Regions from separate parts of the Homo sapiens genome. Here region 1 is linked to region 2. Evidence: chromatin contacts called from ENCODE Hi-C or POLR2A ChIA-PET data. All regions are on one chromosome and are shown on one strand. The core of a region is the stretch at or near the end of the contact, and the rest is flanking DNA. Distances in the headings are between cores, read along the strand shown. Region 1 overlaps BNC2 (basonuclin zinc finger protein 2). Region 2 overlaps BNC2 (basonuclin zinc finger protein 2).

Region 1 (5,769 bases), core at 2,895-5,394, 62 kb after region 2:
GGTAACAAAATGAGCAAATATAAGTAACGCACTTAAAATTATATATGTGCTCTCTAATGCTATTATGATTGTACAATAACAGAAATGTAATTAGCCTTTCAAACATTCTTCTGAAGGGAGTCTTTATTATTCATACGAATGAGTAATGCTTAACATTTTCACCAAAAATCTTGAGGAACAAGGGAAGTAACTTATCTCATGAGTCAGCAATGAAAACCATTCCTCAACACACCTCTTGACTGATGATAATAATGATACCAATGCTTTTTATATAACCTTCTCAAAGTTTACAACTTTTCAACACTTTTCATACATTTTACCATCACAACCACTCAGTGAGATGGATGGATAGATGGCTGGGTGTCCAAATGGAAGATGAAAGATATATAAAACCTTAGAGTCAGATGACTTCATTAGGGTTGAGTAGCTCTTGCAGAGCCTAATACATGCTTTTAGAACTAAACTCCAGTCTCCCACAGTCTGCATAACATAGAGTATTTCTCTACAGTTCACTTATCCTGAGATACATAGAAAATCTAAGAAGCATAAATAAGGGCCCTAAAAACTCTCTGTCCACAATTGGTTTGATGGAAACGCTGATCCCATTAGGGGCTGGATGAATGGCTAAGTGGGTTTTAAAAAAGCGAATGTAACCAACACTCAAAGGAAGGTCAGGAAGCTAAGGTCTATGTTACCCTGACCTCTGGTAAGGTAGGTAAGACACCCACAGAAAACTACAGCCTCTACTCCATTGGTTGAATTGCTAAAGAACAGAGAATAAGTGACTAAGCCTGGGGAATACCAAGACACTTTGCCATTTTCTTGCATATTTAAAATGCATTTCTAATTTGTAAGGGCTTTTTTGACTGCTAGTCCCAAGAAAAAGGTCTCCTCAGATAAATGAGTTTAGGAAATGTAACATATCCTTTTTTTGGTTGGCATGGAAGGAGTGGGGGTCTAGTGGTTTATGCCTGTAATCCTAGATCTTTGGGAAGTCGAGATGGGAGGATAACTTGAGGGTAGGAGTTTGAGACTAGCCTGGGCAACATGGTGAGATCCCACCTGTACAAAAAATAAGAAAAATTAGCCAGACGTGATGGCACACATCTGTAGTGCTAGCTACTTGGAAGGATCACTTGAATTCAGTTCAAGGTCACAGCGAGCTATGGTCACGCCACTGCATTCTAGCCTGGGCGACAGAGCAAGACTCTGTCTCTAACAACAAAAAGAAGTTTCTAAAAAGTTTTGAATATAGGATTGGGTTAATTTTTTTTTTTAACACAGGCTTTCCCAAACTTATCAGATCTTTGTAACTTTTAAAGCACAACAGTTACTAACATTCCATAGAATAAATGGTTTTGGGATACCCTTGGGGACACTAGTTTAGACACATTTCCACACTGTTTTGTTTTGTCTTTTTTCCCCCCCTCTTACTTCTTCTTGGGGTGAATGGCTTACTTGAAGAATATCATTCTGCACTTAGCTTTCTGTCTGCTCAGATTTAGAGTCAAGGTCTTCCACAGGTCTGAGGAAGCCACAGAATCATGTAGGAAAGCTATACAAAGTCATAGCCAGAATTGCAGGAAAATCATACTTTACATAAAAATATAAAGATGTTCCATTTCAAAAGATTGTATCAACAGTAAGATTTATTCTGCTGAAAAGAAAGTCTGTGAATTGGTATACAGGCTTTTACTTGATGAAGAGATGGGGTTAATCCCACAGAGGGCAAAACAAAGGCATAAATATCAGAAGGTGGTTTCATGTGGCCTCATGAAGTACCTAAAGGAAGAGCTACAACAAGCGTATTCTAATCTACCCTAGATTTATGGGATTGTAACTCAATCAATGAAAGCGTACCAAGACTTTCCAAAAGCACATGGAAGTTAAATGAATTCATGACAGTTAAATGAATTGTCTCTTGCCCTGAGATAAATTTTCACATGAAGAAGAGAAATTGCGCACAGTTTGCTACAGAGAGTATTTGAAAGAAAAACAGAAAAGAATATAAGAGGAAAAACATTTTTAAAGTGTAATATATATGGTTTACCACCCTCCTCCAGCCCCCTCCCACAATTTTGTCCCAAAACGTTACAACAAACATCATTTCTAAGGAACTCTGGGTATAGCCAAGAACGAGGATATTTTGAGGGTCAAAAAACAAAGCAGAATATCATTCTTCCTGGGCCAAGCTCCAAACACTATACCACGGATGTGCAGAAGGAGACAAATTAACAATCCTGTGCCTACTCTAATTCATGCCCTCACAATCCATCTAACTTTTTTTTTACTCATTTTTGTTTCCCTAAGAATTTTTTTTTCTAAATCAAAAATACAAAATACATGGGCCCAAAGGCAGTGAGGAAAGGGGAGAGGACATTCATGTTTCAGTCAACATCAGGAAATACAGTCACTCGTTGAGAACTAGGTCTCTAATCATATGGTGATAGGACAAATTCAAGAAATAGGAAAATGGGGTCAAGCAGTCTCTCAAAAAAATCTGATTAATGATAATCTGGAAGAGTGGACCTAAATAAGGCATATCTCAACTTTTTACTATCACTGATATCCACAGACATGACAATGTTTACTCAAGTTTTTCTTTGTCACCAGAATGTTATAAATATATATGGATATACAAACTACAAATCAATAACACCTTTATAAATACCTTAAGGACCATTATTTAGCAATTATGTGGGCCTCTTCATGTGCCAACACAATACACTTTTCAACATGCCAATAAACCCATTAAACATATTTATGGTGATAGTTATTAAGTTCAAGAGGTTTTATCCAGGAATTATAGTTCAGTAAGAAAAATAACCTTGTAGTGAATCAGAAAACATACTTATTCTAGTCAAGAAATGAATATACTCTGATCTTATAAACATACCCAGCACCTACAGGCAAGTCGGAATCCATATGGCAAATTTAAGCAAAAACACATCACCTGCACCTACTAGATGTCATCTTAGCAACAGCACCCATTTATCTAAGTCATAGTTTCCTCATCTGCGAAATAAGGATTATTTTCCTACACTGTATGTGAAAATGCTTATAAAGATAAGTAATCATGTTCCAAAAAAAGTAGTTAGTCATACCATTTACTGAGAATCAAACTTCTTAAAGTTTGGAATAATACATGTATTCCAGAATGAATACATGTATTAATACATGTATTCCAGAATGAATACATGTATTAATACATGTATTCCAGAATCCAAGTCCACATATTCTGAAATAATTGTCTTCCTCTCTCACAATTATATCTATTCCAAATGATACAAGATGCTTCATGAACCTCTGTGACATACTGACTCCCAAAATAGACTGGTTAATAACTTTGCTTTTTCCCTGAATTCAGATTAAAATGTAAACTCTTAAATAAAGTAGACCCTGAAAGCTGCAAGAAAGATACAGACCCTCCAAATACTGGAGATCAGTCAAGATTTGATAAATTCCATTATCTCTAGATCTTCTGTAAAAAACTAGAAATAAATAAATAAAAATTTCAATACTAAAAATGTGTTCTCATCCTGCGCTAACAAATTAGAACTGTGGAACCAGCCAGGCACAGTAGGACATGCCTATAGTCCCAGCTACTGAGGAAGCTGAGGCGGCAGGATCACTTGAGGCCAGCTGTTCGAGGTTGCAGTGTGCCATGACCGCACCTGTGAACAGCCACTCCACTCCAGCATGGGCAACACAGCAAGACCTCATCTCTTAAAAAACAAAAAACCCCACAAAACTGTGGGACCATGTAATGGTTACAAGAAGCTCAAATTCTAGGTAACATTATTTTAAACAGTGTCATCTTTGGAATTTCTTTATCATGTAGTAGGTAAAAGAGAAGACTATGAAGTCAACTGTCCAGGTTTGAAACACAACTATCTGCCACTCACAACGTAAGTTGAGGCAATACTGCTAACTTTTCTGAGCCTTGTTTCCCTCATCTGTAAAATGGAAAGAACAGAACCTATCTTCTGGGAAGATAAATGAGATAAAATGTATAAATGAGATAAAATGTATAAAAGAGATGCAGCACAGAACTCAGAAATAATTATAACTGTCAAGTCAGTGCTATCCTGCCTGAGTAGCAAATCACATCCCACACCATGCCACTGCAATTTTCCAGTAACAGTCACCACTGCTTGGGGCCCAGTACTGACATTTTTTGCTCTAATCTTTGTTTATAGAAGGAGTAAATAATCGAAACAAAGAACATTCCAGTATGCAGTGCTGATGGTTACACGATAAGGCAGGGCCAGGCACCAACACTAAGACTGGCTATCTATGAAGGTGAAAACACATAACTTTGATAATGAAGCTGTCTCCTGATTTATAGAAGCTAGGCTGTCTTAACTCTTGGGATTCAGAGCCAACCAAGGTCTGGAGAAAACTCTGCCTGGAGGGAGAGAGCCAAATATGCAGCCAGGATTTAAAGAGAGAAGATTTTAAGCTTGAAACACTAAAGCTGTTCTAAAAGAAAATAGTGCTTTAAGTTTACAGAGAAAACTTTTTAAAAGAGAATCAGAAAGATTCTGAGTCCTTATCAGTAACAGTTAAAGACAAAAAAAAATCATATATAGTTCCCTCTCCTAAATTCATCCATTAATCACAGTGCTAAGAACTTCAATCAGGTGATTTGAATTTCATGTTAGCATTCGTAATAATATTAACACCCCAAGCAGAACAAGTCAGTTTCTGAAGCTGTAAGGCCAGAGTCTCATTTTAGCACATTTGTAGGACAGTCACAGGTACACAAAGTCGCATTAACCACATTTACAATCTCTTTCAAAAATTCTGGAGTACAGCAACCAGAAACACTTCCTCAAATAAAAAGCATAATTGTAGCTTTCTGGAAGCTCTTTTCACTTTTAGTCCAAAGACTTAGTAAGAAGTGGACTCTGAAAAGCCAGTTGACGAAACTGGCACAGACACTGGGCCATGAAAGCTTTTAAAAATCTATCGCAAACTTTTCCCATTAAAACTTGGATGGAAATTGTAGAAAAGTTTTTACCTTTTTAATGGTCAAGTGTAGGTTAAAAAAAATACTGAGTTCCACAAACTTTTTACAGGCATAACAAGTTTTTAGAAAAGTCACAAAAATACTTATGTGAGAGTAGACGAAGGCCACCCACTCGGCTCTGGATGAGACCTCAAAAGACCTTCAGGAAGACAACCATTATTTGTCAAGGAAAGTCCTGGATATAACTAGCTTCTTTCCTGTGACTCTTCTTAATCCCACGCTTAAGTGAAATTATCTGCTGTTTCCTAAATAGGTCTCATGATTTTCTGACCCTGTGTCATCTGGCAAGTTGAAATTTTATCTACCCTTACTGGATCAGATAAAGTACACTTCTCTCTCTCTCTCTCCTCTTTTTTTTTTTTTTTTTTTTTTTTTTTTTTTGACGGAATCTCACCTTGTCGCCCAGGCTTGGAATGCAATGGTGCAATCTCAGCTCACTGCAACCTCCACCTCCTTGCTTCAAACGATTCTCCTGCCTCAGCCTCCCGAGTAGCTGGGATTACAGTCACCCGCCACCACACCCAGCTAATTTTTGTATTTTTAGTTGAGACGGGGTTTCACCATGTTGGCCAGGCTGTTTGTTTGGTTTTTTTTGTTTGTTTGTTTGTTTGGAGTTTTGCTCTTGTCACCCAGGCTGGAGTGCAGTGGTGCAATCTGGGCTCACTGCCTCCTCTGCCTCCTGGGTTCAAGTGATGCTCCTGCCTCAGCCTCCCGAGTAGCTAGGATTACAGGCACAT
Region 2 (5,581 bases), core at 2,780-5,279:
CTAACAGACCCTACCTTAAAAGGGTGATCGACGTTACCACCGTGAGTAGAAATCACGCCATCATGTTCCGCTTGTTAGGACACACTAAGAAGGGCACGACATCACTTTTGTGGCATTCTTCTAATGATATGGTTTGGCTGTGTCCCCACCCAAATCTCATCTTGAATTGTAGCTCCCATAATCCCCAAATGTCATGGGAGGGAGCCGGTGGAAGTTAGTTGAATCATGGGGGTGAGTCTTTCCCGTACTGTTCCTATGACAGTGAGTAAGTCTCATGAGATCTGATGGTTTATAAAGGGGAATTCCCCTGCGCATGCTCTTGCCTGCTTCCATGTAAGATGTGACTTTGCTCCTCCTTTGCCTTCTGCCATGATTGTGGGGCCTCCCCGGCCATGTGGAATTATGAGTCCATTAAAACTCTTTCCTTTATAAATTACCCAGTCTTGGGTATGTCTTTATTAGTACATGGGAATGGACAAACACATTGTAAAAATTTTACAACCTCAACTCAATCATCAGAAATCATCAGGCAAACCAAAATTGAGGGGCATTCTACAAAACAGTAGATAGTACTCTTCAAAGTGTAAAGTTCAGGAAAGATTTATAAAAAATGAAGAATGGTTCCAGATTAGAGGGGACTAATAAAAAATAATTGTGTGATCCTAGACCAGAAAAAAGACATTAGTGGGAAAATTAGCAACATTTGAATAAAGTCTCTAGATTAGCTAGTAGTAGTATACCCATCTGAATTTTCCGGTTTCAGCCACTGTGCTTTATGTAGGATGTTACACTAGGGGAAGCATGATGAGAGGCATAAGGGATCTGTACTGCTTTTGCAAGGGAAAAGTCTCTCCTCAACCTGTGGATGTAAAATTCTCTCTGAAACACTGCCCTATGGTCTGAATCATCACAGCTAGTTTGATTAAGTGGGTATTTGGCATTTACTTGAATTACTTTTTTAAAAAAGCTCTGATAGTTATGTGCCCCCCTTTGTAAGGCTCACTCCTAGCATCCTACCATTTTACATAAAGAATATGTGTGAGTACGTGCATGTGGGTGTCCATTCCTATGAAAACTGTCAAACACAGATGTCCCTCCTTCATCATGTAGATAGAATTGGCCTTCAGATCAAATACTCTTATACAACTATCTGCTCAGAAGAGTCACATAAGGGTGCAGGCACATGGCAACCCCAGATGATCCTGAAGTCCGGCCATCGCCATTTTCAAAACCTCACTCACAGCAGTTGGTATCATTCACATTCTGCTTTTGGAACAGGGGTAACATGGAAGAATGTTGGTGCTATAGGTAAATAGAGAAATAAGTTGTGACTTTAAATACATTATCTCATTTCACCCCTATCGTAACTTCCAGAGCTCAGAGAACAGATGAGAAATCAGGGGAGAAGAAAGCTAAGATAGGTTGTTAAGGCTGTCAAGATACTAATTGAAGGCCCAGGAGTTGAACACAAAAATTCTGACTCTAAGTTTAGAGTGTGTCCACAGTACTCAGTGGCTGTCATTCCATGATGCCATTCCCCAGGTAAGCCCATTGAGTCTGTGGTAGTAAAGAGCAGGACTTCTGAGGAAGTCTTTCTCTAGAGTGCTATAATGTCCTCTTCTATACCATCTTTCTTGTACCATCAAATCTACTCTCTTGAGTGTTCTTTTACAGAGCCTTTCACTACGGATTAATTTCTCAGGCTGAGCCTCAATCTGAGCAATGTACAGTCATATCTTCCCCAGGTTCTTCCAAGGTAGCCTGTACCTAAATCTACATGTCAGTGATATACTTATACAACTGGCAGCCTCTGGCATTAAAATGCACCTCAGAAACCATAGGAACTGATCAGTCCCACCTGAGGCATCTCATTTCCATCACCCTTTATCTTCTTTCTCCCTACAGTACAGAGCAGTCCCATATGGTTTCTCCTGGCCCACCACAATGCCCACTACTATTTCTAAAACCACTGCTTTTCAGATTGTCTTCTAGCGCTTAGTTGCTGTCTCTGCTAAAATGGAGTCTGTTACATTAAACCACTTGCTTCTGGTGAAAGAGATCCAGGTAAGTATGATTTAGAACTTTGCTAGTTCCTGAATCATAAAAGAGAAGCTTTATTTATAGTGGTAATAGAAGCAGCAATTTATATTTACACAGATAAACAACAAAGCATATTTGCAAACAAATAGACTTAAGAACGGGACACATAGCTCTATAACACCAAACTAGAGTCCCCTTGATAGTGCCATAGGTGTCCTTTCCAAAGAAGTCATCATTGGCTGCGCGTTGTGGCTCATGCCTATAATCCCGACATTTAGGAAGGCCAAGGTGGAAGATGGCTTAAGCCCTAGGCAACATGGCAAGACCCTGTCTACAAAAATTAAAAAACTAGCCAAGTGTGGTGGTCCGTGCCTATAGTCCTAGCTACTTGGGAGTTTGAGGTGGAAGGACTGCTTGAATCCAGGAGGTTGAAGCTGCAGTGAGCCATGATAGTGCCACTGCACTCCAGCCTGAGCAACAGAGCAAGACTGTCTCAAAAACCAAAAAATCATTATCAATTTGATCAAGATTATCTAATTCACCACATTTATAAATGGAGAGACTGCAACAAGAAACAAATTGATCTTACACAACCTAACAAGTGTGCAAGCTGGATGCTAAGAATGGCTAGCAGTTTTACTGTATCTTTGACTAACCTCGTTGAAGGGAGTTAGAAAGCATCAAAGGGAAAAAAGAAATGCCAAGTTTTTTTCTGAAGATCTTTGTGATAGAAATAAGTATGGTTTGGTGCTTTGATTCTGAATCACTAGTTTAAGAGTCTTCTGTGAAGGTAACGACCTCTATGCATGGTCTATATTGCTATTCAAAAATGGACCAATGTCAGTTGGATGGCTCTTTTCTTTTTTTAACTCATCTGGAACAAAAGTAACCATTTGGAAAATTTGGGACAAGTGGACACTGCTGCAACAACTAAAGGCATGATACATTTTTTTAGTCAATTTATTTTTATTGTATTTAACTTAAGTATTGGAAAAACTAGTCCTCCTTGCAAACAGTATAAATTGTCAAATAAACTTTACAAAAGTAAATTGGAGCTATAAAAAGAATTAGGTATTATCGTGGAATAAACACTAATAAAACAAAAATTCAGTCTGTTAGGCTAGGACGAAGATCCCAACTACCGACCAACTCATGCTGGGCCACTGGTCTTATGCATGAATAATATGTTAACATCAGAGTACATAACTGAACTCTTGGCCCTCCCTGCAATTTTGTAGCTGGTAAGTCAATTCTTTTAGGTTTTCCCATTTGTAACCAGAGTACAGTGACTTTTAACCCTTCAGGTTGAAAAATGTTATTGACAAAATGAGGATAATAAGATTTACCCTGTTAAGTTAAATGCGAGTTATTATCATAAGTGTTGATTTCCTGTGAAAATAACTGGCTATACTGTTAATTAAAAGATGAGTAACACCAAATAATATAGACTTATAAACCAGTTTTACTGGGTTCAGAAAAAGTATAAAAGACTTAAAATATTTACACCTACACATTTGAAATAAAAAGACTTCCTTTTGTTACTTCATTGGAACTGGTGATTATCACTTGTAGAAATCTGGCACCCTGTTCCTGTATGGCTCTGCCAAGTGACTTTTTAAAACTTTTTGTTGTAGGATCAAATGCATGGTTTAAATGGTTTTATCTGAGTCCTTTCCCACATCAAAGCACTTCAATGATTTATAGTTTTAAAATCAAAGTAAAATAAGGTTGATTGGTTTCCCTTATTGGGAAAGAGGGATAGTAGGGAAGGAACAGATGTGAAGAGATGGAAGAGAAACCAAATAAGGGGCTTTGGGATAATCAGACTGTCGAGGGACCTCAAGCTCAGTCCAACAAGGAGCCCACCTGTGTTCATGGCAGGCTACAACTCACATCACAGCATACAGGAAAACAACTGCTTTCTTTCTGTCCAAGAATGGAAGTGAGGAAGAAACACTGGACGCAGCACGGATCTAAGGCCTATGTGCTCCAGTAGTCAAATTGTTAAGAAATAAGCAGCCGGGCACGGTGACTCATGCCTGTAATCCCAGCAGTTTGGGAGGCAGAGGCAGGCGGATCACCTGGGGTCAGGAATTCAAGACCAGCCTGGCCAACACCATGAAAACCCGTCTCTACTAAAAATACAAAAAAATTAGCCAGGTGTGGCAGAGGGCACCTCTAACCCCAGCTACTCGGGAGGCTGAGGCATGAGAATCACTTGAACCCAGGAAGTGAAGGTTGCAGAGTGAGACTCTGTCAAAAAAAAAAAAAAAAAAAAGCAAAACAAGAAGCAAACAGTTTAAAAGACTCAATCATATGAACTTATTTTCAGTCAAGTTTAAGGTATAATTTAATGGAAAATACTAAAATGATTAGCTAAAAACTAAAAGTATTTCCCCCTTGATATAACTGTAGAGCTTTTAATTAAATGACACTGACCTGTAGGGACTGCTGACTACCTAAAACAAAATCAGAGGTTTGTGAGATATGTTTATTTTTTCATGTCTAGATTGGCACAGTGTGCTATCTTAAGAAATTATTTCATCATAACCACATTGGCAATTTATTTTCATAATCAGTTTCCTATTGTACTTTTCTATTCTTTTTCCTTCTGGGTTAATTCAAATATCAAAGCAAGAGAAACAGATTGGATAGAAAGTAGAGAAATTACCAAATTTCAAGCCTACCTAGCTTAAGTATTCCATTAGGTAAAATGAAACAGTAATTGCTGAATTAAAAATTGATGAAACAATGCTATGCAAAACTTAAATCATAAATTTTACCAGGTTTTCTAGATGTTCAAGTCTTAGGGGTAAAGAAATTGTGAGATATCTATACAATGGAATAGTACTGCACAATAAAAAGAACTAAGCTACCGACTACAACATGGACGACTCTTCAAAAGCATTATGCTAAGAATGAAAGACGTTAGACCCAAAGACATACATACGCTACTGTTCCAAGCATATGAAATTCTGGAAAAGGTAAGATTATGGGAACATAAAGTGGATTAGTAGTTGCCAGGGGAAAGGGACTGAGTGTAAAGCAACACTAGGGAACTTTTGGGGTGGTGAGAATGTTGTACACCATGATTGTGCTGAGGTTTTTATGGCCACATAGATTGTACACTTAAAATTGGCGGATTTTATTGTATGGAAAGTATACTTCAATGAAGTTAATTCAAAAAATTAAATCACGCAAATTGCTTGAACTCTCACACACATAACTCAACATGTACAGCTTTCCACTGTTTATAAGCCACCTTACTCCTTTCCTCCTGTATTACAGCACGGCCAAATCACAGGCACACATGCTCCCATTTGCTCCTATTAGTGGAATATGCAAGACAATCCACTGTGACATGGTGAGTCAACATGAAAACTCCTATTTATTTTTACCTAAAGGTGATTTTTTGCTAGTATCATTCATACACACACACACACAGAGTTTAGAAACAGCTTTACATATATATAAATGGGGGTACATGCTCACAAATTTTTACTAATGGGGTGTGTAATCATAAAACTATGGAGACTACCTC

The links. Hi-C counts contacts between places; a loop is a spot of excess contacts on that map. ChIA-PET counts read pairs that join two places held with the same protein, here RNA polymerase II (POLR2A).
Region 1: a loop to region 2 is called in a map of B cell, with 5 times the contacts of the local background. The contact joins two enhancer-like sites. A Hi-C loop is called at or near these places in 4 of 168 maps with a recorded cell type or tissue (B cell, heart right ventricle, psoas muscle and 1 more). POLR2A ChIA-PET finds 5 or more read pairs at or near these places in 2 of 52 experiments (HEK293 and PC-9).

Annotation. Positions count from the first base shown.
Region 1 is chr9:16,501,132-16,506,900 of GRCh38, forward strand. The region is part of intron 5 of BNC2 (basonuclin zinc finger protein 2); the gene reads right to left. Among named protein-coding and RNA genes, the nearest start is that of BNC2-AS1, 220 kb to the right of the region's middle. Within about 2 kb of position 4,145, at least 3 of the 41 ENCODE cell types and tissues checked have a DNase peak (open chromatin) inside an H3K27ac peak, as active enhancers do; they include PC-9, where a contact is called at or near this core.
Region 2 is chr9:16,438,767-16,444,347 of GRCh38, forward strand. All of the region lies in intron 5 of BNC2 (basonuclin zinc finger protein 2), which reads right to left. Among named protein-coding and RNA genes, the nearest start is that of LINC03041, 170 kb to the left of the region's middle. Within about 2 kb of position 4,030, at least 4 of the 41 ENCODE cell types and tissues checked have a DNase peak (open chromatin) inside an H3K27ac peak, as active enhancers do; they include PC-9, where a contact is called at or near this core.